Linked DNA regions of Homo sapiens: regions 2 and 3 are each linked to region 1. Evidence: chromatin contacts called from ENCODE Hi-C or POLR2A ChIA-PET data. All regions are on one chromosome and are shown on one strand. The core of a region is the stretch at or near the end of the contact, and the rest is flanking DNA. Distances in the headings are between cores, read along the strand shown.

Region 1 (4,490 bases), core at 884-3,383:
AATACTGAGAATTCTGAGGAAGAGCAACATTTCTAGATCCTATTACATAATAAGAAAATATTGGCCGGGCGCGGTGGCTCACGCCTGTAATCCCTGCACTTTGGGAGGCCAAGGCGGGTGGATCACGAGGTCAGGTGTTCAAGACCAGTGTGGCCATCATGGTGAAACCCTGTCTCTACTAAAAATACAAAAAATTAGCCAGGCGTGGTGGCGGGTACCTGTAATCTCACTACTTGAGAATTGCTTGAACCCGGGAGGCGGAGGTTGCAGTGTGCCGAGATCGCACCATTGCATTCCAGCCTGGGCAACAAGAGCAAAACTCCGTCTCATAAAAAAAAAAAAGAAATAAAATATTACAGTGTATATTACTGTATCTGATGATTCACATGTGCAAGTTCATTTCAGATGAAAGCTTTGGTGCATCAATTGGGAAAATCCAATCTTTTTAAATGATACTTTTCACAAGAGAATCCTTTTAGTAATTTAACACAACAAATATACAAGCATTTGATTTTGAAAGAATCCTCAAGAAAATGCCTCTTACAGGAAATCAGCCATACAGTCATCCTTCAGTATCCTCAAGTGATTGGTTCCGGTATCCCCTGCTTCCAGGATACCACAATCAGAGGATACTCAAGTCCCTTATATAAAATGGCATCATATTTGTATATAAACTAGGCATATGCTGTGGTATACTTTACTTTAAATCATCTCTGGATGACTCATAATACTTAATACAACGTAAATGCTATATAAGTAGTTGTTACACTATTTTTGTGTTATTTTTATTGTTGTAATTTTATATTGCTATATTGTTATATTGTGGGCCAACTGTACCTTTAAAGTTCTTTCATAAATTTAACAAAGTAGGCATGCTTGGTAACTGTGAACAAAATAACAGAAGTCTTCTGTCTTCAGGAAGCTTATATTCTAGTGGTGGGATAAAGCAGTTAACAGGGCAAACACAGTTTTTGCCTTTATGAAGTCTAGCCAAGAGTTCTGGGGGTTAATGAATTTATAATTGTCTGTGGGCAGAGATATATTAATACAAATTATATTGACTACTCTATTTCATTAAAGATTGTTGTATCATAAAACAATGCAATCAAGATTCAGGTTTTTTCCTTTAAAAATACTGTATGCATTTAATTGTAATAAAAGAACATCAACTCCTAAATCTCTTTCTGTAAAAGTATCTGATGGTTCGATTTTACCAAGCCTAAACTGAAAAGATTTGCTCCAACAGAAAAACACCTGTGCAATTGATCACTAAGATTTGTTTAAAAATATATATATATAGAAAAACACCCGGATTAGAATAAATGAGAATGAGGAACAACTTAAACACAACTTATACACCCAGTTGTTTGGGGACCTCGGATCTCTTCTGCATAAATGTTTTAAATGGTCTTAAATCCACTAAAGTATTTAGGGGTCAAAAATCCAAATCCCCACAAGGGGCTGGACATCATAAATGAGTGATGCAGGCTGGCTGTAAAATAACAGAGGGGCTGTGGCAAGCTGGAGACTGTTTTCAAACAGTTCAAAAAGGCTAGGCAGGACATGCTGCCAGATCCTCCGATTTCTCAAAATCATCAAAAAAATCTAGATATTGACACATTAGCTTCCACCTTTTTTTTTTTTTTTTTTTTTTTTTTTGAGACAGAGTCTCTGTTGCCCAGGCTGGAGTGCAGTGGCGTGATCTCGGCTCACTGCAACCTCCGACTCCCAGGTTCAAGCGATTCTCCTACCTCAGCCTCCCGAGTCCTGGGATTACAGGGGCGTGCCACCACGCCCGGCTAATTTTTGTATTTTTTTTTTTTTTTTTTTTTTTAGTAGAGACGAGGTTTCGCCATGTTGGCCAGACTGGTCTGGAACTCCTGACCTGAAGCGATCCTCCTGCCTCGACCTCCCAAAGTGCTGGGATTACAGGCGCGAGCCACCACGCCCGGCCAGCTTCGGCTTGTAAACATCAGCAACTCATTCAAATATCAAAACACAGGGCAGGTCAAAATGCATGTCAGGTCATACATAGCCTGTGAACTCAGCGTAGACTTCCAGTGGGTGTTAGTTACCCCACATCAGTGTCCTGGGATCGTAGGGGTCTCTCAGGGCCTGGTATCCCACTAGACTAATTGTTAAGCAGTACTAGGCTGTCACTTGAATCACACAACGCAGCCTAAGTTTAAAGGTAACGCAGAGCAAATAGAGATTATTTGGGATTTGGACCCCATGTCATTTAGATCGGCGCTTCCCTCTCCCGTCCCAGCACCGATGAGGCATGGGTTATGAAGTATGTGACTGTGGTGACCACTTGGTATTTCTCTTAATGAGAAGGAGAGCTGATGGGATGAAAAGAGTTACGTTCCACAACGGGTAGACGGCGGCGTCATTTTCCTCCAGAGGCGGGGTGGAGTCGATCTTAAAGGGGCAGGCACCGTCCTCCCTGTCTCCTTACCTAGCTTTGCTGACACCGCCCTCGGAAGTAAAGCATAGGGCTCGCCTGTCACTCGCCCTGGCGACTGTTCCCGCTCATGCTTTACATTTCCGGGGTCCCGCTACCAAAACTGAGCCACGCTCTAGCAGAGCGCCGCGGCCCGGCAGGGGGCGGGACGGACGGCGGCCCCTCGCGGCCCCGCCCTTTTTCCCAGCAGCGCTTTCTTTCTCCTCCACTTTCTTAAAGGGACAGAAGCGCGAAACCAAAGGGCGCCCTGACCTCACCTGGAAAATAAGGGAACGTTAAATCTGTGTGCAATGTTTGTAGAATTTTGATTCCTAAAAAGTTCATTCTGAAACTATGCAACACCTACTATGTGCCAGTCGCACTTCCAGGCACCGGGCATAGAGTGGTGAGCAAAATAGACACCGTATATTTAAAAAAAAAAAAAAAAAAAGACACAGTATAAGCCCTCTGTGCTGCCTACATTCAACTGCGATTAAATCATAATGAATGTCCTTTCTTTTCTAATAATTCATAAATTCACTAGCAATTTATTTGCAGCCTATATCACTCGAGTCTGGATCTACATATATCCACCTTTCAACTGGACCCACATCCCACTGGCCCCTCAACTCAACACTCAAAGTTAACTCACCATCTGACCTGACAACAATTAAAACCTGCTCTGGCGTGCTAGAGGGGGGAAAACGGTCCAAAACTAAGAAACAGGAAAATCGTGTTTCTGCATTTTAGTTTGCAGTTTGAGAAATGCACTGGCACCTGCCTGTTCAAAATTAGAATTTGTCGCTTGGGTTCTGCGCTCCTGCCATGGGTGTGACAGCTTTCTGTCTTTCCATGTAAACTGGAATCTTTAGGAACTACTACAAGGAAAGGAAACTTTGTGCTTCCAGTCAACAGCCCCAGATGCAGCCTTATCATTTCTTTCTTAGTTGAATGGTGTATTTGCTACATTCTTGTTGATAAGCTATACACCTTGCATTTCACAGTATTCTGCCTTAGATTTCCTGTGTAATAACTGATATAATGTGTTTATGAACTGCATTCATCCACTTATGAGCTGCTTTTTTCTTAATTAGTTGCTGATGTAAACGCTTGTTTTCTCAACTATAACTTTTCATTACCACACACTCTCCGATTCTCCTGCTAGCAGTGAACCTTGATCCATGTTCAAGATCAATTTCTATAAGAAATATTGTTTTTAACCAGCTTCGGTGTTCTATCCCAATTAATAGTTTGAACATCCCAGTCACTGCCCAAGAAACCAGAACGAACAGGCTAACCTAACATTTTTACAAAAGAGGGTTGGTTCCTGGAAAAAAGCTTGGTAGTCATCACTGAAGATGCATTTAATAATGTTTGGATAACTCATTCAAAACTTGCAACTTGGCTGAAGGGACTGCAACATGCCTTTCCTGTCCCATAATGGATTTAAAACTGGTCCAGTTCTTTCTATCCCTCCTGCCATTGCCTTAGTTTGGCATTATAATGGCTTGCCTGGGTTCCTATAACTTGTCTATCTCTAATTCTGCCTTCCTTAAAACTATTCTTTTTTTTTTTTTTTTTTTTTTGAGATGAAGTCTTGCTCTGTCGCCCAGGCTGGAGTGCAGTGGCATGATCTCGGCTCATTGTAACCTCTGCCTCCTGGGTTCAAGCCATTCTCCTGCCTCAGCTTCCCCAGTAGCTGGGATTATAGGCGCACACCACCACACCCAGCTAATTTTTGTGTTTTTAGTAGAGACGGGGTTTCACCATGTTGGTCAGGCTGGTGCCCAACTTTTGACCTCGTGATCCGCCCACCTCGGCCTCCCAAAGTGTTGGGATTACAGGTGTGAGCCACTGCGACCGGCCAAGATTATTCTTTATATTGCAGCTTAAATGATTTTTTTCTGAAACTTAGATTCCATAGTCTAGAAAAGGCCTGCCCTTCCTTTAGTCCCAGACAAAGCATGAAAAACAGGGATATATGGATTTTCTTTTCTGTTGTTTGGTGTTGATGCATTGTAATGTCTTAATAGAAAGGACCGTCTAG
Region 2 (4,234 bases), core at 1,118-3,617, 170 kb before region 1:
CAAATTGCGATGTGTACCCTTGGGGGAACTTGAAGAATTTCTATGATGTACATGGGCAGGAACAGCTTGAAAGGACCAATTTCTGAGTCTCAGCTTCCATTTGCACTCCGTAAAATTGACCTACCTGGGAATGTGTCTATGGTCTGCTAGTATTCCAGTCCCCCTTCTCCTAGCATACAAAATAAGGCAGACTTCTCACCCATCCCAAAACTTTTATGTTGTGTAGGGTGCAGGGGTGAGGGGCTGTACAAACTCTCTGAAACACAAAATAAAGGTACTATTCAGCCTTATTTCATCCAGATACCCAGATTCATACCTTGATTAATTAGCTATCTATCTATTGCTGCATAGAAAATTAGCCCAGAACAGCCAGGCACAGTGGCTCCCACCTGTAATCCCAGCACTTTGAGAGGCCGAGGTGGGCAGATCACGAGGTCAGGAGATCAAGACCATCCTGGTCAACATGATAAAACTCTATCTCTACTAAAAATACAAAAATTAGCTGGGCATGCGCCTGTAATCCCAACTACTTGGGAGGCTGAGGCAGGAGAATCGTTTGAACCCGGGAGGTGGATATTGCAGTGAGCTGAGATTGCACCACTAAACTCTGGCTTGGTGACAGAGAGAGACTCTGTCTCAAATAAATAAATAAATAAATAAAAATAAAAAAAATAAATTAGCCAATAACATAGTAGCTTAAAACAACAATAAACACAAATTCCCCAGGGTCGTTATGGTGGGATGCGACTTCATCACCAGATTGACCTATCAAGTGCAAGGAAACTTGGCTTCAGGAGAGGCTAACTTACTTCTGTGTAGTGTAGGGGGAAAAGAGAAAACACACACACACACACACACACACACACACATGTGCGCGCACGCACAGCGGTAAAGCAGAAGTTTCCAGCTGGGTTTTCTGTCCCTTTGGCCACATAATCAAGTCAGGTGATCTAACTTGTTAAAACCATCAGTAAAGAAATTGACCCTGGGGTTTCCCAGATTCAGTTTTTATTTTTATTTATTTTATTTATTTATTTTTTTTGAGATGGTGTCTCACTCTATCACCCAGGCCGGAGTGCAGTGGTGCCATCTCAGCTCACTGCAACCTTCGCCTCCTGGATTCAAGCGATTCTCCTGCCTCAGCCTCCCGAGTAACTAGGATTACAAGCGTGCACCACAACGCCTGGCTAGGTTTTGTATTTTTAGTGGAGACAGGGTTTCACCATGTTGGCCAGGCTGGTCTCAAATTCCTGACCTGGACAGAGGCCTGGCAGGTGATCTACCTGCCTCGGCCTCCCAAAGTGCTGCGATTACAGGTGTGAGTGACTGCGCTTGGCCCAGATTCAGATTTTAAACAGCACATGACAAATCTTGCTGCCCTTCTATCCGCTAAAGGTAAAAAACCAAACGTCCATAATTCTCCAAAGGCAAAGATAGAGTTTTTCCAGTACAGATGTAAGTCAGCCTATTATCCACACATTCCCAACAAATGGCCTTTAAGAGCCTTTGGTGCCAAATTCAACAAATGGAAGGGTTTTACACAGGTTAGGAAGATCACCAGATGCATGTGAGTCATGTTTACTTGAAGATCACTCTTCATGACACATATTAAATATTCTTAGTGCTTACATACTTAATGAAGCCTTATAGGTATTCTGTAAGTATTTATTGAGAAATAGGAAAGAAGAAGGAAGAAGAAAAAATACAATTCTTGTGGGTTCTATTTTCCTTTCTGCCTCTGCGCTTTCCCTATACTAAGCATTTTTGCTTCCTCATCTACATTGTAGTTCTACTCTCAGCTGTTTACACTTCACTTTCCTAAAAGCACCAGTGTGACCTTGATATCTGGCCCTAATTTAGCCTTTTGATGTCCATAGTTTCTGTTTTCTCCATCTGACACATGTTCGTTTCTCTTATTCTTGGATGCCTAGGTTCTGGGCTCCTATTGGGTTATCTTTCAAGTCATCCCAAGATAGAAGATAGACTTCCTGCTGAGAGAGAAGGCAGTTAGAGGCTGGTTAGGCAGATAGAGAGGGAGGGTCTCTGGAGAAGGGCAGTGTTCACAAGAACGCTAGCAGGACCGTACCTACACCGCCTCTGCAGCTAATGGGAAGAAATGTGGTTAAGAACTTCCCCTTATGCCAGGATGTTGCTCAGAAGGGACTGTCCTAACTTAGGCACAGGCGGAATAAATCAACCTAAGTGTCCTTGGCCCAGCTCATCATAGTGTCATTAACATGACATTTTTGTGGTTTTAGCCCCTTGGTGGGTTTCACTTAGGCACTCGTGGGTAACAACCAAGATGGAGTCACTCTGGCCAATCCCAGGCATGTGCAGATGCAACACCCTTAGGAGGGAACTTTACCCCTCCCATTTTGGGCAGAACCCACAGAAGACTTCCTTCCTTCCTCTTCCACATAAAAGACCCAGAACTCAGCCCCATTTCTGAAAACTTGCTTTCAGGGCACCTCTCTTTGCTGAGAGCTTTCCTTTTGCTTAATAAATCCTACTCTACTTACTCTGTGGTGTCTGTGTTCCTTATTCTTCTTGGTCCTGGGATAAGAACTCGGATGTAGCTGAACTAAGGAGTGATTTAGACTGCAATGCTGCTCCAGAAGATAGACTTCCTGCTCCAGAACATAGAAATGGGTGTGATATCTTCTCCCAAATTCAAAATAAATGACAATGGCTGAGCACGGTAAATTATGCCTGTAATCCCAGCACTTCGGGAGGCTGAGGCCAGCGGATCACTTGAGGCCAGGAATTCGAGACAAGCCTGACCAACACGGTGAAACCCCCTCTCTACTAAAAATGTAAAAATTAGCTGAACGTGGTGGCTGATGCCTATAATCCCAGCACTTTGGGAGGCAGAGATGGGCGGATCACTTGACGTCAGGGGTTTCAGACCAGTTTGGTCGACATGGTGAAACCCTATCTCTATTAAAAATACAAAAAGAATTAGCCGAGCGTGGTGGCACACGCCTGTAATCCCAGCTACTTGGGAAGCTGAGGCATAAGAATTGTTTGATCCTAGGAGGCCAGATCATGTCACTGCACTGCAGCCTTGGCAACAGAATGAGACTCTGTCACCAAAGAATAAATTAATACACAAATGAATAATAAAAAGTAAAATAAAATAAAACAACTCAATAAGCCCTACTTACCACTCTTTTCTAGGCAAATAGGTTAAAAGAGTTGTGTAACCTTTCATATTTATGTGATACCTTTCACGATTGATGCCATTCACTTCTTTTTTTTTTGAGACAGAATCTCACTCTGTTGCCCAGGTAAGAGTGCAGCAGCAAGTTATTGGCTCACTGCAACCTCTGCCTCCCAGGATTAAGCGATTCTCGTGCCTCAGCCTCCCAACTAGCTGGGATTACAGGCATGCGCCACCATACCCTGCTAATTTTTTTTTTTTTTTTTAGTAGAGACGGGTTTCCCCATGTTGGCTGGGCTGGTCTCAGACTCTTGGCCTTAAGTGATCTGCCTGCCTTGGCCTCCCAAAGTGCTAGGATTATAGGCATGAGCCACCATGCCCAGCCACTTCTTCTTTTTTTCTTTTATTTCAATAGCTTTTGGGGGAACAGGTGGTTTTTGGTTACATGGATAAGTTCTTTAATGGTGATTTCTGAGATATCAGTGCAACTATCACCTGAGCAGTGTACACTGTGCCCAATGTGTAGTCTTTCATCCCTCAGTCCCCTCCCACCTTTTCCCCTGAGTCCCTAAAGTCCAATGTCCATTTTATCATTCTCGTACTTTTGCTTCTTCATAGCTTAGCTCCCATTTGTAAGTGAGAACACACAATATTTGGTTTTCCATTCCTAAGTTACTTCACTTAGGGCCTCCCACTCCATCCAGTTGCTGCAAATGCCATTATTTCATTCCTTTTTATGGTTGAGTAGTATTCCAAGGTGCATATATACCACATTTTCTTTATCCAGTCGTTGGTTGATGGGCACTTAGGTTGGTTCCATATCTTTGCAATTGTGAATTGTGCTGCTGTAACCATGCACATGCAGGTGTCTTTTTCATATAATGACTTCTTTTCCTTTGGGTAGATACCCAGTAGTGGGATTGCTAGATGGAATGGTAGTTCTACTTTTAATTCGTTAAGGAATCGCCATACTGTTTTCCATAGTGGTTGTACTACTTTACACTCCCGTCAGCAGTGTAGAAGTGTTCCCTTTTCACCACATCCATGCCAGCATCTATTAGTTTTTGATTTTTA
Region 3 (4,357 bases), core at 1,586-4,085, 200 kb before region 1:
TGTTAGCCAGGATGGTCTCGAACTCCTGACCTCATGATCCGTCCGCCTCGGCCTCCCAAAGTGCTGAGATTACAGGCATGAACCACAGTGCCCGGCCGCATAAATCTTATAATCAGCTGAAAGATATCATTTTATCTTTTCTTATCCAATATATATACCAGTTGTTTAACTTTTTTGTATTATGTATTCTATGTATTTATCATAATATTTAAAATAATATAGTTCCACGTTCTAATAGTCCATCATTTAAAACAGGAAAAAGAAGAAAATCATATAAAGGGAAAGATTGATAAATTGTATTATATTAAAATTAAGAACTTCTGGTTTTCAAAAGATACCACAATGAAAATGAAAATATAAGCTACAAACTGGGAGAAGATATTTGGCACATAATTGACAAAGAATTATAACTGAGAAAAACATAACTAACTTCTACAAATAAGTAAGAAATACCAAACAACTCAGCCGGGCACAGTGGCTCACACCTGTAATCCCAGCACTTTGGGAGGCTGAGGTGGGCAGATCATTTGAGGTCAGGAGTGGGAGACCAGCCTGGCCAAGATGGTGAAACCCTGTCTCTACTAAAAAAATACAAAAATTAGCCAGGTGTGGTGGTATGTGCCTGTAATCCCAGCTACTCAGGAGTCTAAGGCACGAGAATCACTGGAGCCCAGGAGGTGGAGGTTGCAGTGAGCCGAGATCACCCCTGCACTCCAGCCTGGGCAATGCATCGAGATTCTGTCTCAAAAAAAAAAAAGAAAAAAATAAAGAAATACCAAACAACCCGTGAGAAAAATGGAAGAAAAACACATACATACATTTCATGAGTATACAACCCACAGAAACACGAACAGAAGCACAGTCTCACTACTTAACAGGGAAAGGCAAATTCAAACCATAATGAGATAATTTTATACCCACCATATTGCAAAAAAAAAAAAAAAAAAGGAGTTAAGTTTGACACAATCAAAAGATGGCAAGGATGTGGAGCAATAAGCAACCTTACACACGGCTGATAGGACTCCAAATTGGTGTATTGATTTTGGAAACCAATTTGGCATTATCTAGAACACCTGAAATGGATGTGCCCTATGACTCAGAAATTCCATTTACTGGGCATGTGCTCAGGAGAAACTCTTACATGTGGGCGCAATGAGGCAAACAAGAATGTTCAAAGCTATATTATGTATCATAACAAAAAACTAGAAACAGCCCTTATGTTCTCAATTAGAATGGACAAACAAATCCTGATATAACAAAATAATAAAATACTGAAAGCAATGAAAATAAACTACATCTACATGAATTAAAATCTATACATTTCATTGACATAATGTTGAGTAAGAAAAGAGCTAGCTGCCAAAAATATATTTATAATGTTGGTTTCATTCATATTAAGTTAAACGTGTAAAAATAAAAGTATATGTTTAAAACTATATGTTTTAAGGATACATGTGTATTTGATTAAACTATGATTAAATTAAATTAAACTTGATTACAGAATGAGGAAAACTATGGTTGGAGAAATTTGCAGGCAGGATCAGGGAAGAGTCTACAGCGTATTTCTTAAAACTAGATATTTCTTGCCTTGACATCTCAGCAAACAAACAAAACTGGGTATTTCTTAAACTAGGTGGTGGGTACACTGGTGTTCATTTGATGGTTATTGTCTATACTACTTGTTATTAAACTTGGCTGCAATTGGGATCGCCTAAAGGGCTTAAAAATAATACCGATGCCTCACTCCCACCTCAGAGATTTTGATTTAATTTCATGAGGTCTGGCAAATATTATCCTAAATGGAAACCCTAAAGATTCCTTAAAATGTATTACTCTAAAGATAAATGGCCTCATTCCTGATGTTTTTTAAAACTTTTCATTTTGAAATAATTTCAGACTTACCTCAAAGTTTCCAAAATAGTAGCGTTCCTGTAGTATCTTTTACCCAGCTTCCTCTAGTGTTAACACTTACGCAACCTAGTACAATGATCAAAACCGGGAAATTAACATTGCTAAATACTGTTCTTCAGCCGTTATTCAAATATTGCCAGTTTTCCCACTAATGTTCTTTCATTGGTCCAAGGTCTAATCCAGGATCTTACATTTCTCTAAGCCATCATGTCTTCTTAGTCTATTCCAATCTGTGACAGTTCCTCAGTCTTTCTTTGTCTTTCATGACCTTAATACTTTTGAGGACTGCTGATTAGTTATTTTACAGAGAGTAGCTGAATTTAGTTTGTCTGATATTTTCTTACAATTAGATTGAGGTTATGCATTTTTGGCAAGAATTCCACAGCAGGTATGTTGCCCCCTTCTTGGTGCATTATGTAAGGGATTATATTATGTTGATATATCTCATTACTGGTGATATTAACTCTGATCACTTAGTTAAGGTGGTGTCTATGAATTAATCAAGTTATCAAATCTCTCTTATTTCATTCTCAAAGGAAAACTCATCAATTATTGAGGACCTCTGACTGTCACTCTAATGCATGAATAAAGAGGTGCTGGATTAAAATACATGGGCATACAGACATACATGCACATATGTGCACATACAAATTAAAGACAAGATATTTCAACTCCATTATATTCATCAGTGATATGGTTTGGCTGTGTCCCCACCCAAATTTCATCTTGTATTGTAGTTCCCATAATCCCCACGTGTCATGGGAGGGACCCTGTGGGAGGTAATTGAATCATGAGGGCGGTTTCCCCCGTGCTGTTCCCATAATAGTGCGTTCTCATGAGATCTGATGATTTTATAAGGGGCTTTCCCCGCTTTTGCTCAGCACTTCTCCTCGCTGCTGCCATGTGAAGAACGAAGGTTTTGCTTCCCCTTCCACCATGATTATAAGTTTCCTGAGGTTTCCCCAGCCCTGCGGAACTGTGAGTCAATTAAACCCCTTTCCTTTAAACTACCAAGTCTCAGGCAGTTCTTTACAGCAGTGTGAGAATGGACTAAAACAGTCAGTTATTACCACAATAATGCTTCATAACACACCTCCTATGTCTCAGACTTACAACAACAAGTTCATGGATCTTTGCATGGGCTGGAGCAACCTTGCTTTAGGCTATAGGGTGCCTGAGTGTGGCTCTAGGCTTCTACTTGGGTTCAGGACTGCTCAACATGTTTCCTCAGTTCTTTGGACCAGCAGCTAACTGGGGCATGTCCTGTAAACTTTTTGTCTTGAAATAATTTTAGACTTACTACAGTGTTTCCAAAATAGTACAGAGTTCCTGTATATCTTTTACGCAGCATTCCCTGGTGTTAACATCTTACACAATCACAGTACAGCGATCATAACCGGGAAATTAACATTCATACAATACTATTCTTCAGCCATTATTCAAATATCGCCAGTTTTCTCACTCAAAGGAAAAACTCCTAAATCTTCGTTAAAAAAATCACAGGAACAACTGTGTGCAGTGGCTCATGGCTGTAATCACAGCATTTTGGGAGGCCAAGGCGGGCGGATCACGAGGTCAGGAGTTTGAGACCAGCCTGACCAACATGGTGAAACCCCATCTCTACTAAAAATACAAAAATTAGCCCTGCGTGGTGGCACGCACCTGTTAATCCCAGCTACTCAGGAGGCTGAGGCAGGAGAATCGCTTGAACCCAGGAGTTGGAGGTTGCAGTGAGCTGAGATGGTGCCACTGCACTTCAGCCTGGGTGACAGAGCGAGACTCCATCTCAAAAAAGAATAAATAAATACATACATAAATAAATAATCGCAGGAACATATCGGAAATTATTGTCTCTTGAAGCAAGAACTGTCACACCGTTCCTTCAACTCATAGTTCTTTTCTTTTTTTTATTATTTGTTTGTTTGTTTGTTTGTTTGTTTTTTGAGACGGAGTTTTGCTCTTTATTGCCCAGGCTGGAGTGCAGTGGTGTGATCTCGGCTCACTGCAACCTTTGCCTCCCAGGTTCAAGTGATTCTCCTGTCTCAGCTGCCCAAGTAGCTGGGATTACAGGCGTCCGCCACCATGCCCGGCTAATTTTTTGTATTTTTAGTAGAGATGGGGTCACACCATTGTTGGCCAGGCTGGTCACAAACTCCTGACTTCAGGTGATCCACCCGCCTTGGCCTCCCAAAGTGTTGGGATTATAGGCGTGAGCCACCATGCCCGGCCTCAACTCATATTTCATTAGTCAAAGTAACTCACAGGAAATACATCCCTTCCCTAGTGGGGAGAACTGCAAAGTCACATGGCAAAGAGTATAAAGGTAAAATTTGGATACAGAGTATGAAAAACTAAGAATAGTCATGTGATCTACCTAACTGACCTTGTGTTTTTTCAAAAGTGACAAGTTGTGAATAGTGTTGCAACGAAAAGATAAATAAAATCA

Evidence for each region. A loop is a pair of places that touch in the nucleus more often than their neighbours do. ChIA-PET counts read pairs that join two places held with the same protein, here RNA polymerase II (POLR2A). Pooled maps may share reads with other maps.
Region 2: a loop to region 1 is called in a pooled map, with 3 times the contacts of the local background. The contact joins the enhancer-like site here to the promoter of ETFBKMT in region 1. A Hi-C loop is called at or near these places in 5 of 50 pooled maps. POLR2A ChIA-PET finds 5 or more read pairs at or near these places in 7 of 52 experiments (B cell, CD8-positive, alpha-beta memory T cell, HepG2 and 4 more).
Region 3: a loop to region 1 is called in a pooled map, with 3 times the contacts of the local background. The contact joins the enhancer-like site here to the promoter of ETFBKMT in region 1. A Hi-C loop is called at or near these places in 2 of 50 pooled maps. POLR2A ChIA-PET finds 5 or more read pairs at or near these places in 6 of 52 experiments (CD8-positive, alpha-beta memory T cell, K562, WTC11 and 3 more).

The regions. Positions count from the first base shown.
Region 1 is chr12:31,657,331-31,661,820 of GRCh38, reverse strand. ETFBKMT (electron transfer flavoprotein subunit beta lysine methyltransferase) reads right to left here and starts at 2,133. Exons shown (of 4, transcript NM_001135863.2): 1 at 2,032-2,133. RefSeq lists enhancers at 2,186-2,345, 2,263-2,764 and a silencer at 2,466-2,775.
Region 2 is chr12:31,830,989-31,835,222 of GRCh38, reverse strand. No RefSeq gene overlaps it. Among named protein-coding and RNA genes, the nearest start is that of H3-5, 41 kb to the right of the region's middle. Within about 2 kb of position 2,367, at least 8 of the 41 ENCODE cell types and tissues checked have a DNase peak (open chromatin) inside an H3K27ac peak, as active enhancers do; they include B cell and OCI-LY7, where a contact is called at or near this core.
Region 3 is chr12:31,858,274-31,862,630 of GRCh38, reverse strand. No RefSeq gene overlaps it. Among named protein-coding and RNA genes, the nearest start is that of LINC02422, 27 kb to the left of the region's middle. RefSeq lists an enhancer at 2,623-2,862. Within about 2 kb of position 2,835, at least 3 of the 41 ENCODE cell types and tissues checked have a DNase peak (open chromatin) inside an H3K27ac peak, as active enhancers do.